2 separate regions of the Homo sapiens genome follow, and region 1 is linked to region 2. Evidence: chromatin contacts called from ENCODE Hi-C or POLR2A ChIA-PET data. All regions are on one chromosome and are shown on one strand. The core of a region is the stretch at or near the end of the contact, and the rest is flanking DNA. Distances in the headings are between cores, read along the strand shown. Region 1 holds the start of RMC1 (regulator of MON1-CCZ1). Region 2 overlaps NPC1 (NPC intracellular cholesterol transporter 1).

Region 1 (6,532 bases), core at 2,171-4,670, 60 kb after region 2:
ATTCTAGCTACTACCATTTATTGAAAAGGCAAAAGACACAATCTATATTCAGGAGGCAGCAAATTCTAGTCTAAAATTAAAATTATGTTTCGGAAGCCATCAGTAGGACCTCTTTTCAAACTACCAAATCCAACTGGAAAGAACTTGCTGGGAAACTTACAGTATTATGGGTAACAAGTGATTGAAGAATTCAGATCACACACACATATCACCTGAGAATTGTTCCAACATAAATAACTATAGACCCGCTCAGGAGCCTTCTCCGTAACTGCTGTTTCTCTCTCACAGCAAAGCTTCTGGAAAGAACTATCTACTTGTGCATCTCACAGCACATTCATTATGCAACCCAGATGGCTCCACTACAGTGTCTCATGACCGCCTCAGACAGATGTTAAAAAGTGAACTCAGCTGGGCACAGCGGCCTACACCTGTAATCCCAGCACTGTGAGAGGATGAAGCAGGAGGATCACAGGAATTCGAGACCAGCCTCAGCAACACAGTGAGACCCCGTCTCTATTCCAATACATACATTTTTTAAATTAAAAATTCATTTAAAAAAAAAAAACTCAAGGGATGGATTACAGAAGGGCCCAAGGAAACTTTTCGGGGTCTGAACATGTTCATTGCCTTGATTGTGGTGATGGTTTCATGGGTGTATACATGTCAAAACTCACATATTGCATAATATTAAGTGTGTACAGTTTATTATGTGTCAACTATGCCTCAATAAAGCTGCTTTTAAAAATCTTTTTTTTTTTTTTTTTGAGACGGAGTCTTGCTCTGTTGCCCAGGCTACAGTGCAGTGGCATGATCTCGGCTCACTGCAACCTCTGCCTCTCGGGTTCACGTGATTCTCCTGCCTCAGCGTTCCGAGTAGCTGGGATTACAGGCACGTGCCACCACACCTGGCTAATTTTTGTATTTTTAGTAGAGACAGGGTTTCACCATGCTGGCCAGGCTGGTCTCGAACTCCTGATCTCAAGTGATCCACCCGCCTCGGCCTCCCAAAGTGCTGGGATTACAGGCATGAGCCACCGCGCCCAGTCTAAAAACTCTTTTTAAGTTAAATTCAGTACCTTCCCCCCACCCACAAACTTCTTAGAGCCCCCAATCTAGATTATCACGGGCTCACTCGTTTTCCACACCCAACCGACCCCCGGGTCTTACGAGAGACCCATCTTCCTAAGTATCCCTTGATTGCCTATGCAATGCCACTCTACACCACCAGAGCGCTGCTCTTCACCACACATGGCTCGCTGATTGCTACTCTCCATAGCATCCCTAACTCTGACAGGCTCCCAACTAAGCCAGCCTCCGTGCTGTGAACAGCATGATCTTGCCAAACACTGACATGATCATCCCACACCCCACCTGATAAGTTTCAATAAGAAGATAAAGCTCTAATTTCATAGGAGAATATGTAAGGTTCAAGCTGGCCCCTGCCAGTGGCCACACCACCACCATTTCCCCTTCCCTGTGGAGACACCCTATGTAACCTTCAGTTACACAGACCCAGAGTTCCCCAAAACACCATGCTCGAACCCCATCCATACTTTAAAACCTTGCTCAGGCCGGGTGCAGCGGCTCATGCCTGTAATCCTAGCACTGTGGGAGTCTGAGGCGGGCGGATCGTTTTGAGGTCAGGAGTTCGAAACCAGCCTGGCCAACACGGTGAAACCCCATCTCTACTAAAAATACAAAAAAAATTAGCCGGGCGTGGTGGTGGGCGCCTCTAATCCCAGCTACTTGGGAAGCTGAAGCAGGAGAATCACTTGAACCTGGGAGGCGGAGGTTGCAGTCAGCCAAGATCGCACCACTGCACTCCACCCTGGGGAACAGAGGGAGGCTCCCTCTCAAAAAAGGACAGTTTCTCATTAACACAGACCAACAGTAAAATTTTTTAAGTCACTACTGAATTGAGGGCCTACATTATACTTTCACCTTCTGTAAGCACCAGTGTTACAGTGGCCAGATAGCTTATCATCCAAATCGAGACACTTCTGAAAGTGAAAGGCCCTGCTGTTGATCATTAAACCTGTTCAACAGTGCGAACTGGGACTATGCAGTCACCTTAAGTATAGTGGAAGCCATGATTTTCTTGTATTATTACATGAGAAACAATGAATCTCCTCCACCTGCCACTCTGGAAAGACCTGGGCTAAAGAAATGAACGCCCTCCTCTGTGAACAAACCAGAAATGGGCACATCATCACGCTGACTTGTTAATTTCCAGTGCTAGGAAGTGGCTGCCCCACTTTTGAAGTATTTGGCTCCCAAATCAACTGCTCCAGATATTCCACTCTGACAAGAGGTGCTAGTAAGTGCCACGAAGACCCTCCCTACAGACAGGAATTCCATGTGCGCACACAGACTTCAGGCCTCTTAGGGCAGACCAAATGACAAAATTATAAAAAACCATTTGAATTAGAAAAACATCATTCTGTTTACATGACAAAATGATCTGAAAGTGTCTATACCATTACCTAAATGAGATGGGATTCCTATCATCTGGGCCTTTAACTACCACGCCAGTAGCTCCACCAGATCGAACAGCAAAAACCTGAGAGGGAAAAGCAGCAAGGTTAACAGCCTGAACTCTGAAAGGATCTAAACTCAGAAGCCAACCCGCAAGCGATTATTTCTGTTATACACCACCCTGGGTTCAACTAAAGTAACACGGCACATATCAAGGTACAGATGTTTGGCTGCTCAGGTGAATTTTAAAAACCAAGAGCAGAGAGCGAAAAGGATGCCACCGTGACACCGGGTCGGGTTCCCGAGGCTCCAAGTTCTAACACCGGTTCGCGCATCGGCGCCGCTGATACGCCTGAAGTACAGTCTTTTCCCCCTTTACAAAATTTCAAGGAAAATGAAAATCTCGACGTCTAAACCCTTGACTACGAGTGTAACTAATGACAAACACAACAAAAGAAGCCTAGATAAGACGGGCGCGCCAACAATTGAGACACTGGCCACGGGGCCACTGCATCCGCGCAGCTGGCTCGGGGGTCCAGCCCCGAGGTCACCTGCGAGGACACCTGGCCGCGGCTGAGCCCACCCAACAAGGAAGGAGCGCGCGCCGCCTCCCGCGCTGGGACGGGACGGGACAGGACAGGAGGGGACGCTCGGGCCTGGTCGCGCGGGACCGGCCTTGGCGCGCCCACGACCCCGGCAGGGCCGCGCGGGGGAGGAAGCGCGGGCGCGCCGGACCTGCTTGTTGGCCTCATCGAAGAAGACGCAGTTGACAGGGTTCGCCTTCTCGAACTGCACCGGCCGCTCGCACAGCTCCAGATAGTAGTCCTCCTCGCCCATGGCGGGCGCCGCGCCCGCGGCGGGGGCCCCGGGGGCGGTCGCCAGAGTGGAGCAGGATGCGCGGTGGAGCCCGGCCCGGACTGTAGCGGCGGCTGCGGCTGCGGCTCTGGGCCCGGCGCGGACGCCGCTTCCTGGTGCCACGCCCCCACCCCGCCCACCACGTGACCCGCGGCCCTCTGCGCTTAAACGGGCAGCGTCTGGCTGCGGTGGGGCCCACCGGCCTTAACCACGCCCCGCCCGGCGCTGGAGGCTCCTCCCCTCTCCCCGAGGGCGGTCGGAACGCGGCGGCGTGACCCGGAAGCCCGCGTGGTTCCCCGCGGACCGAGGGCGGCGTAGCCGCCAACCCTACCCTGCTGCGAGTTCCTGTGCCCGGCTCGGTCGCCCCTGCCCCAACCTGTACCCCCGCGTGGGACCGCTCCCGGTCTAGGAAAGGCTCCTCCTTGCTTTCGGGAGGATTTCCCAAGTGCCTCCCGCGCCAGAGTTCCAGCCTCTGGGAGCTTCGTCAGGGAGAAGGGGCTGAAGGCTCACTGAGCAGGTGTAGGGGCGCCAGAGACCGTCTCCAGTCCCCTCAGCGCTTCTGCGGGCTCTTCCGCTGGAGCCAGAAACCGAATTGACAAGAGGCAGATAAACAAAAGAAAAGCATACACACTTTATTAGTTTTTCATGGGGACCTTCAAAAGAGAGTGAGGTCTGAAGAAGTGGCCACAGCAAGATGCTTTTATACTTTTTAGACAAAGAATGATGCATTTGAGAAGAAAGCACAAAAGGCATCTGGCTGGGGCGATACATTTCTAAGAGAGTCACTAGGAGAAATATTGGGGAGGGTGTAAAATTAGTGGAAGGTAAGTGTTACTTGGGAAGTTCATTTATTCAGGTCCATTGCAGCCCCAACTCCCAGTCTCTGGTGATAAGGGCTATTTTCTGACCCGGGTACAGAGAGGGTGCCACTCCCAGAGGAATCTTTACTGCTTATTCCCTGTAGGAAACGACAGGTCATCTAGCCCTTTCTGAAACTACAATTTCTCCGGTGTTTTTAGCTCAAAATAATATACCAATTTTTGGACATATTTTGGGATAGCACATCCTTCACTCCTTGCTAGTAACAGGGAAACCTAATATAGATTGTGGGTCAGCAAGCCTTTTTACTTGATAAGAAACATGAAATTTACCATGTTAGCCCCTCTTTTTTTGTTTGTTTCAGAGACAGAGTGTCTCTGTGCCCAGGCTGGAGAGCAGTGATGCGAACACGGCTCACTGCAGTCTCAACCTCCCATCTCAGCCTCACAAGTAGCTGGGACCACGGGTGCATGCCACCACACCTGGCTCATTTTTTTATTATTATGCTTTGTAGAGACAGCGTTCTCTGTTGCCCAGGCTGGTCTCAGACTCCTGGCCTCAAGTGATTCTCTCGCTGACCGTGCTCAGCCCCCATGTTAACCCTTTATTTTTATTGTTTATTTTATTTTATTTTGAGACGGAATTTCGTTCTTGTTGCCCAGGCTGGAGTGCAATGGCCCTGTCTCGGTTCACTGCAACCTCCACCTCCCGGGTTCAAGCGATTCTCCCGCATCAGCCTCCCAAGTAGCTGGGATTACAGGCACCTGCCACCATGCCCAGCTAATTTTTTTGTGTGTATTTTTAGCAGAGACCGGGTTTCACCATGTTGGCCAGGCTGGTCTCCAACTCCTAACCTCAGGTGATCTGCCCACCTTGGCCTCCCACAGTGATGAGATTACAGGCATGAGCCACCGCGCCCGGCCCCGTGTTAACCCTTTTTGAGGTGTTCAGTAGTATCAGGCATATTCACATTATTGTGAAATACGTTTCCAGAAACTTTTTATCTTGCAAATCTGATTCTGTCCCTAAATTTGACTACTCTAAGTATCTCATATAAGTGGATTTTATAGTATTTGTCCATTAGTGTCTGGCTTCTTTTGCTTAGCAAAATATCCTCAAGGTTCATCCATGTAGCATGTGTCAGGATTTCCTTCCTTCATTAAGGCCGAAAAAGATTCCATTTTATGTATATAGCACATTTTGTTTATCCATTCGTCTGTTGATGGGCATGTGGGTTGTTCCCACCTTTGGCTGTTGTGAATAAAGCTATGCAAATATCTGTTCAATATTCTGTTTTTAATTCTTTTGGGTCTATACCCAAAAGTTGGATTACTGGATCATATGGTAGTTCTATTTCTCAGAGAGCTATTTTTGAGTGGCTTTGATGTCTGAGCCCAGGAGTTTGGTTTGGAGCATGTGAATCCAAGGAGAAATGACATCTAGGCAGATGGATATATTGGTCTGAAACTCATCAGAGGAGTGACAAGACTGGAAATGTAAGACTTCTACACTCAGCCTCACCCACCCAGGCCCATGTCACACATGGAAAAACCGATAACTCCAGAACCCTGCTCTCCAGCCACACAGTGCCATCCCTGCAGCTGGCTTGTTTAGCTGCTCCCTGTGACTCTTCCTCAACATCACCAGTTTGCCCTGTCATTGTTCTGTCCTCTCTACCCAAGTCTATCTGCCCTCTCCTCTCTTCCCTTCCCTCCTCATCAGCTTTGATTTCATTTCTCTGCATTCCAGTTATTTTTTGCCATTACCTTCAACATCCTTGCTGCACTGTTCTTGTCTGGCAGAGCCTCAGTCCTGGATGAACTCAGCCACCTGCTTTCCCAGTACCTACTGCTGGAGGGGTCACACAACAGGACAGAGGGCACTGCGGGAAATTCAAATGGGCCCTCAGCCCTGCCTGGCTGTCCCAGTCATTGTCTCTCCTGTTCTCTGCAAGGATATTTTCAGGCCTTCTTCACACTCCTCAGACTGTCTCGCCCCTATTTCCATGAACATCGAGGACTTCAGATGGAAACTGGGCTTCATACCAGTTGTGCAGCGCACCACGGCTGTCCTTCTAGAAAACGGTCCATCCTGCCCAAGGCCAAACCCTGTTTTTATTTATTTATTTATTTATTTATTTGATGGAGTTTTGCTCTTGTTCCTCTTGTTGCCCAGGCTGGAGTGCAGTGGCACAATCTTGGCTCACTGCAACCTCTACCTCTCGGTTCAAGTGATTCTCCTGCCTCAGCCTCCCGAGTAGCTGGGATTACAGGCATGCGCCACCACACCCGGCTAATTTTGTATTTTCAGTAGAGACAGGGTTTCTCCATGTTGGTCAGGCTGGTCTCGAACTCCCAACCTCAGGTGATCCACCCCCCTTGGC
Region 2 (6,339 bases), core at 2,767-5,266:
GAAGCAATAGGAATACTAATGTACTCCACCACTTACAACCATAATTTGGTACAATCGTTTCAAAACTACTTGAAAAACAACTTTGCAGTACGTAGTAAGTTGAAGCTAACCCTCCTCCCAGAAATTTCACTTATAGATGCCTGCCTTAGAGAAACTCTAAATGCATATAAACCTGGAGACCCATATAAGAACACCCACTGTAACACTATTGTGATTGTGAAAAATTGAAGACCTCAAGAACGAGAAGACAAGACACAGACTGGGAGAAAGTATTTGCAAAAGACATGTTAGTAAGGACTGTTATTCAAAATATACAAATAACTCCTAAAACTCAATAAGAAAGCAAACAGCCCAATTGAAAAATGGACAAAACAACCTGAACAGATACCTCACCAAAGAAGGCATACAGTGGTAAATAAGTACATGAGAAGAGATGCTCAACATTATGTCATTAGAGAATTACAAATTAAAACAACGAGATACCACTACACATCTATTAGAATGGCAAAAATTCAAGACGCTTTCAACACCAAATGCTGGCAATGAGCTCTCATTCATTGATGGTGGGAGTACAAAACGGTACAGCCACCTTGGAAGATAATTTAGCGGTTTCTTACAAAACTAATCATACTCCTTGGTATTTACCCAAATGAGTTAAAAATGTGTCTACCCCAAAACCTGCACGTGGATATTTGTAGCAGCTTTGTCCATAAGTGCCAAAACTTGTAAGCCACCAAGATTTCTCTCAGTAGGTGAATGGGTAAATAAACTGCTACATCCACACAGTGGAATATTATTTGGTGCTAAAAAGCCATGAAAATTCAGTGCTATCAAGCCATGAAAGTACATGGATGAACCTTAAATCCTATTACTAAGCAAAGCCAATCTGAAAAGACTACTCACTATGATTCCACTATATGACGTTCTACAAAAGGCAAAACCGTGGAGACAGTAAAAAGTCAGTGATTGCCATGGGTTAGGAGAGAGGAAGGCATAAGTAGAGCACAGAAGATTTTTAGGTGGTGAAAATACTCTATATGATACTATAATGGTGGTTACATGTTTATATGACATTTTGAAACAAAAGTACTACATACTTAAAACAAGTACACAAACATGCATGGGAAGGATAAACATCAAATTCAGGATTGTGTTTACCTTAGGGAAGGGGCTACTGTCAGGGAGGGGTAATTGGGGAGCTTCAACTGAATCTATAGAGTGTGTGTGTGTGTGTAAGTATTTTATTTTTTGGAAGAGACGGGCCTCACTGTGTTGGTGAGGCTGGTCTTGAACTCCTGGCCTTAAGTGATCCTCCTGCCTCGGCCTGCCAAAGTGTTGGGACTGTAGGTGTGAGCCACCACACCTGGCCTATAGTGCATTATTATTTTTATTTAGTTTTTAAATTATGCCATAGCCAGTTGTTCTGAATAGTGCAGTACTACAAAACAGAGTCAAGGTCTCATGCTGTCACCCAGGCTGGAATACAGTGATGCAATCATGGCTCACTGCAGCCTCAACCTCCTAGGTTCAAGTAGTCCCCCTGGGTAGTTGGAACCACAGGCATATGCTACCACACCTAGCTAATTAAAAACAAATTTTTTTTTGTAGAGATAGGGTCTTGCTTTTTTGCCCAGGCTGGCCTCAAACTCCTGGCCTCAGGAGATCTTCCCACAGTGCTGGGATTACAGGTGTGAGTCACTGCACCTGGCCGAGTCCATTATTTTTTTAATGTTGAGGCAAATGTTGTGAAATGGTATGACTGATAGTTAACTGGGTAATGAGGAAATGAGAATTGTATTATTCTCCATGTGTTTTGTATGCTTGAAACATAAAATAAAACCTGAAAACCAAATGGTGAGCTGGAAGATACGAGGGAATTACTCAGAAAACAGCATACAGATACAAAGACCTATAAATCATTAAAGAAATGACATATAACATGAGAAGCTCCAGAGAGTTGGGGAGAGACAATAATAATCAAAGGGATAATGAGGATTTTCCAGAGTGGATAAGGGATGAACCCTGAGAACTTAGAGAAAATTCAGCATACAAAAATCAGTTGTATTTCTGTACACTTGCAATGGACAATCTCAAAGTGAAAATAAAACAATTCCATTTACTTTAGTATGGGAAATACTTAGGAGTAACTATAACAGAAGGCAAAACACTTTAAAGAACAGCCGGGTGCAGTGGCTCACACCTGTAATCCAAGCACTTTGGAAGGCCGAGGCAGGCAGATCACAAGGTCAAGAGATTGAGATCATCCTGGCCAACATGGTGAAACCCCATCTCTACTAAAAATATAAAAATTAGCTGGGCGTGGTGGCGCTCGCTTGTAATGCCAGCTACTTGGGAGGCTGAGGCATGAGAATCACTTGAACCTGGGACGCGGTGGTTGCAGGAGCTGAAATTGTGCCACTGCACTCCAGCCTGGCTGACAGAGCGAGACTCCATCTCAAAAAAAGAAAAACAGAAAAAACACACTAAAGAACATTATTCAGCGAAATTAACGAGGATCTAAATAAATGGAAAGACATTCCATGTTTATCAATCAAAAGACTTAATATTGTTTAGATATCAGTATTCTCCAAATTGTTTTATAGATTCAGGGCAATCTCTGTTATAATCCCAACTGACTTCTTTGTGGAAATTGACAAGCTGATTCTGAAATTCACATAGAAGTTTGAGGGACTTAGAATAGTAAAACAACCCTGAAAAAAGAACAAAATAGGAAGACTCACACTTCTCAGTTTCAAAACTAAGCAATGGAAATCAAGACAGTGGTACTGGAATAAAGATAGACATATAGATCAATGGAATATAACTGAGAATAAATAATATATCTATGGTCAACTGATTTTTGACAAGGGTGCCAGGGCCATTCAATGAGAAAAGAATACTCTTCATCAAATGGTGCTGCAATAACTGGATACACACATGCAAAAATAAATAAATAATAATGAAATTGGGCCCTACTTCACACCATATGTTAAAGAAATTAACTCAAAGTGGATCGAAGACCTAAATGTAAGAGCTAAAAACTATAAAACAATAAAACATAGGGATTAATTTGCATGGCCTCATATTTGGCACTTGATTCTTAAATATGACACCAAAAACAAGAGCAATAACAGAAGAAAAGATTAATTGGACTTCATTAAAATAAAAAAGTTTGTATTTCAGAGGACGCCATCAAGAAAAGACAAGAAGGCCGGGCACAGTGACTCACACCTGTTATCCCAGCAGTTCGGGTGGCTGAGGCAGGAGGATTGCTTGAGCCCGGGAGTTCAAGACCAGCCTGGGTGACAAAGTGAGACCCTGTGTCTACAAAAAATAATTAGCCAGGCATGGTGGCATGTACCTGTGGTCCCAGCCACATGGTTATCTGAGGCAGGAAGATTGCTTGAGCCTAAGGAGGCTGCACTAAGTACCTCGCACTCCAGCCTGGGTGACAGAGTGAGACTCTGTCTCAAAAAAAAGGACAAGAATATATTTGCAAATTGTATATTTGATAAGGGACTTGTATCTAGAATACATAAAGAACTCTTGGCCGGGCGCTGTGGCTCATGCCTGTAATCCCAGCACTTTGGGGGGCCAAGGCGGGTGGATCACCTGAGGTCAGGAGTTCGAGACCAGCCTGGCCAACATGGTGAAACCCTGTCTCTACTAAAATAGAAAAATTAGCCAGGTGTGGTGATGTGCGCCTGTAATCCCAGCTACTCAGGAGGCTGAGGCAGGAGAATTGCTTCAGCCTGGGAAGTGGAGGTTGCAGTGAGCTGAGATCACACCATTGGACTCCAGCCTGAGGGACAGAGACTCCATCTCCAAAAAAAAAAAAAAAAAACTCTTACTACTCAATGATAAATAAATAACCCAATTTAAAATGGCAAAAGATCTGAATAGAGTAGACATTTCTCTAAGGAAGATATACAAATGACCAACAAGCACATGAGAGATGCTCAATACTATGAGTCATCAGGGAAATACAAATCAAAACCACAATGAGATACCACTTCACACCCACCAGGATGGCTAGAATCAAAGTCACATAACAAGAAGTGTTGACAAGGCTGTGGAAAATAGGAACCTTTATTAAAAAGAAATCCAAAAACCAAAAACAGCTGGGCACAGTGGCTCATGCCTATAATCCAGCACTTCGGACGGCCAAGGCAGGTGGATCACCTTAGCTCAGGAGTTTGAGACCAGCCTGGGCAGCATGGTGAAACTCCATCTCTACAAAAACTTAGCTGGGTATGGTGGTGCACATCTGTAGTCCCAGCTACTTGAGAGGCTGAAGTGGGAGGATCACTTGAGCCTGAGGGGCAGAGGTTGCCAGTGAGCTGAGATCACACCACTGCACTCCAATCTGTGTGACAGAGTGAGACCCCACTTTGGAAAACAGTTTGGCAGTTCCTGAAACAAACATAGAACTACCATATGACCCATCAGTTCCACTCACAAGACGAAAGTATAGGTCAACACAAAAACTTATACACAAATGCTTCTAGCAGCATTACTGATAATAGCCAAACTGTGGAAACAACTCAGATATTTATCACCTGATATATGGATAAACAAAACATATGTCCTTGCAATGAAATGTTGTTCGGCCGTAAAAAGAAATGAAGTATTGATACATGCCACAATATGCATGAACCTTGAGAACATTATGCTAAATGAAAGAAGCCGGTCATGAAAGACCACATATTATATGATTGGATTTATGTGAACTGTCTGAAATAGTCAGATAAATAGAGACAGTTCAGTGGTTGCTTAGGGCTTAGGGAAGTAGGGAGGTAGTTGTGCATAGCTAGAATACAGGATTTCTTTTGAGGTGATGAAAATGTTATAAAATTGACTATGGTGATAGTTGCATATATCTATGAATATGCTAAACTCCATTAAATTATATAGTTTAAGGGGGTAAATTGTAAATTACATGTAATTATATTGTAAATTATATAGCGCCACCACACCTGGCTAATTTTTTTTTATTTTTTTATTTTTTGTAGAGACGGGGTTTTGCCATATTGCCCAGGCTGGTCTGGACCTCCTGAGCTCTGGCAGTCCACCCACCAGGGCCTCCCAAATTACTGGGATTAAAGGTGTGCATAACCACCCCTGGCCCAAAGACAAATATCTTAAAAGCAAATAGAGACAAGACACAAATCACCTTAAGACAATGATAATTGGAGATTTTCTTACCAGCCATGATAGAGCCTGGAAGGCAATGGAATAATCTGTTGAGAATTCTGAGGGAGATGACTGTCACCCTAGTTAACCTGTCTTTCCAGAACAAGGGTAAAACAAAATGAATGTGTAAGCATCTCCTTGAAGATTAGGGAAAGAAGATCCTGGGAAGTTTCTAGCAAGCAGAGACTGGTAAATGAGAATCGACAGTACAGGACCCATTCCAGCTATTTTCTTAGGTGTAATACACTGATACTATCCTTATATAATGTGTTGTGTGTATGTGTAAGAAAATAAAATCCAAAAAGATAACAGTATTAGGGGTTTTTTTTGTTTTTTTTTTTTGTTTTTTTGTGATGGAGTCTTGCTCTGTCACCCACGCTGGAGTGCAGTGGCGCAATCTTGGCTCACTTCAAGCTCTGCCTCCCGGGTTCATGCCATTCTCCCGCCTCAGCCTCCCGAGTAGCTGGGACTACAGGCGTCCGCCACCACGCCCGGCTAATTTTTTGTATTTTCAGTAGAGATGGGGTTTCACTGTGTTAGCCAGGTTGGTCTCCATCTCCTGACCTGGTGGTCCGCCCACCTCGGCCTCCCAGAGTGCTGGAATTACAGGTGTGAGCCACCGTGCCCGGCCAACAGTATTAGGTTTATTGACACGTGACCTCTGCTCTAAAACCAGTTTTCCAAGTAAGTTCCATAATTCTCTGGCTGTGTAGCTTCCTGCGGCAGAGGTTTTCTGGAACCAGCTTTGTTAACTGAAGAAGTACTGAGGCTCTTAGCTGCGTCTTCCTGGGCCTTGGTATACTCTTCTATATAGTGGGGATTTGACTTCTCCAAGCTGTTGTGAGAGCTATGAGATAACGTGTGCCTTTCCCTTTCCTGTCTGTTTTTTACTTTTAAGTTACTTGGAATCGGGCCTCCATATTATTTGCAGGGTGATAAGCCAATTTAAAGGGAATCTCTGTTCGTGCCCTTAGTTAGTGTTTGCTGTCCAGCATTCCAGCATGGTGCATATGGAGTTCGTGTTTCCCTTCAAGAGGCCTTTTGTAAGATCTTGCCTCGTGAATTACAGCAAGCATCTTGTCTCCTTTTTCCTTTGGGTTTCCTCTTCTAGCAATGTACAATGCCTGCCGGGATGTGGAGGCCCCC

Evidence for each region. Hi-C counts contacts between places; a loop is a spot of excess contacts on that map. ChIA-PET counts read pairs that join two places held with the same protein, here RNA polymerase II (POLR2A). Pooled maps may share reads with other maps.
Region 1: a loop to region 2 is called in a map of left cardiac atrium, with 3 times the contacts of the local background. The contact joins the promoter of RMC1 here to the enhancer-like site in region 2. A Hi-C loop is called at or near these places in 6 of 168 maps with a recorded cell type or tissue (HepG2, Ramos, body of pancreas and 3 more), 1 of 37 single-sample maps with no recorded cell type and 4 of 50 pooled maps. POLR2A ChIA-PET finds 5 or more read pairs at or near these places in 10 of 52 experiments (AG04450, CD4-positive, alpha-beta T cell, CD4-positive, alpha-beta memory T cell and 7 more).

The regions. Positions count from the first base shown.
Region 1 is chr18:23,500,399-23,506,930 of GRCh38, reverse strand. RMC1 (regulator of MON1-CCZ1) reads right to left here and starts at 3,420. Exons shown (of 20, transcript NM_013326.5): 1 at 3,211-3,420; 2 at 2,484-2,560. The coding sequence starts at 3,312. It also overlaps a transcript of NPC1 not described here. RefSeq lists enhancers at 960-1,463, 2,709-2,808 and a silencer at 3,059-3,708.
Region 2 is chr18:23,561,493-23,567,831 of GRCh38, reverse strand. NPC1 (NPC intracellular cholesterol transporter 1) reads left to right here. Exons shown (of 25, transcript NM_000271.5): 5 at 6,305-6,339. Among named protein-coding and RNA genes, the nearest start is that of NPC1, 22 kb to the left of the region's middle. Within about 2 kb of position 4,016, at least 2 of the 41 ENCODE cell types and tissues checked have a DNase peak (open chromatin) inside an H3K27ac peak, as active enhancers do.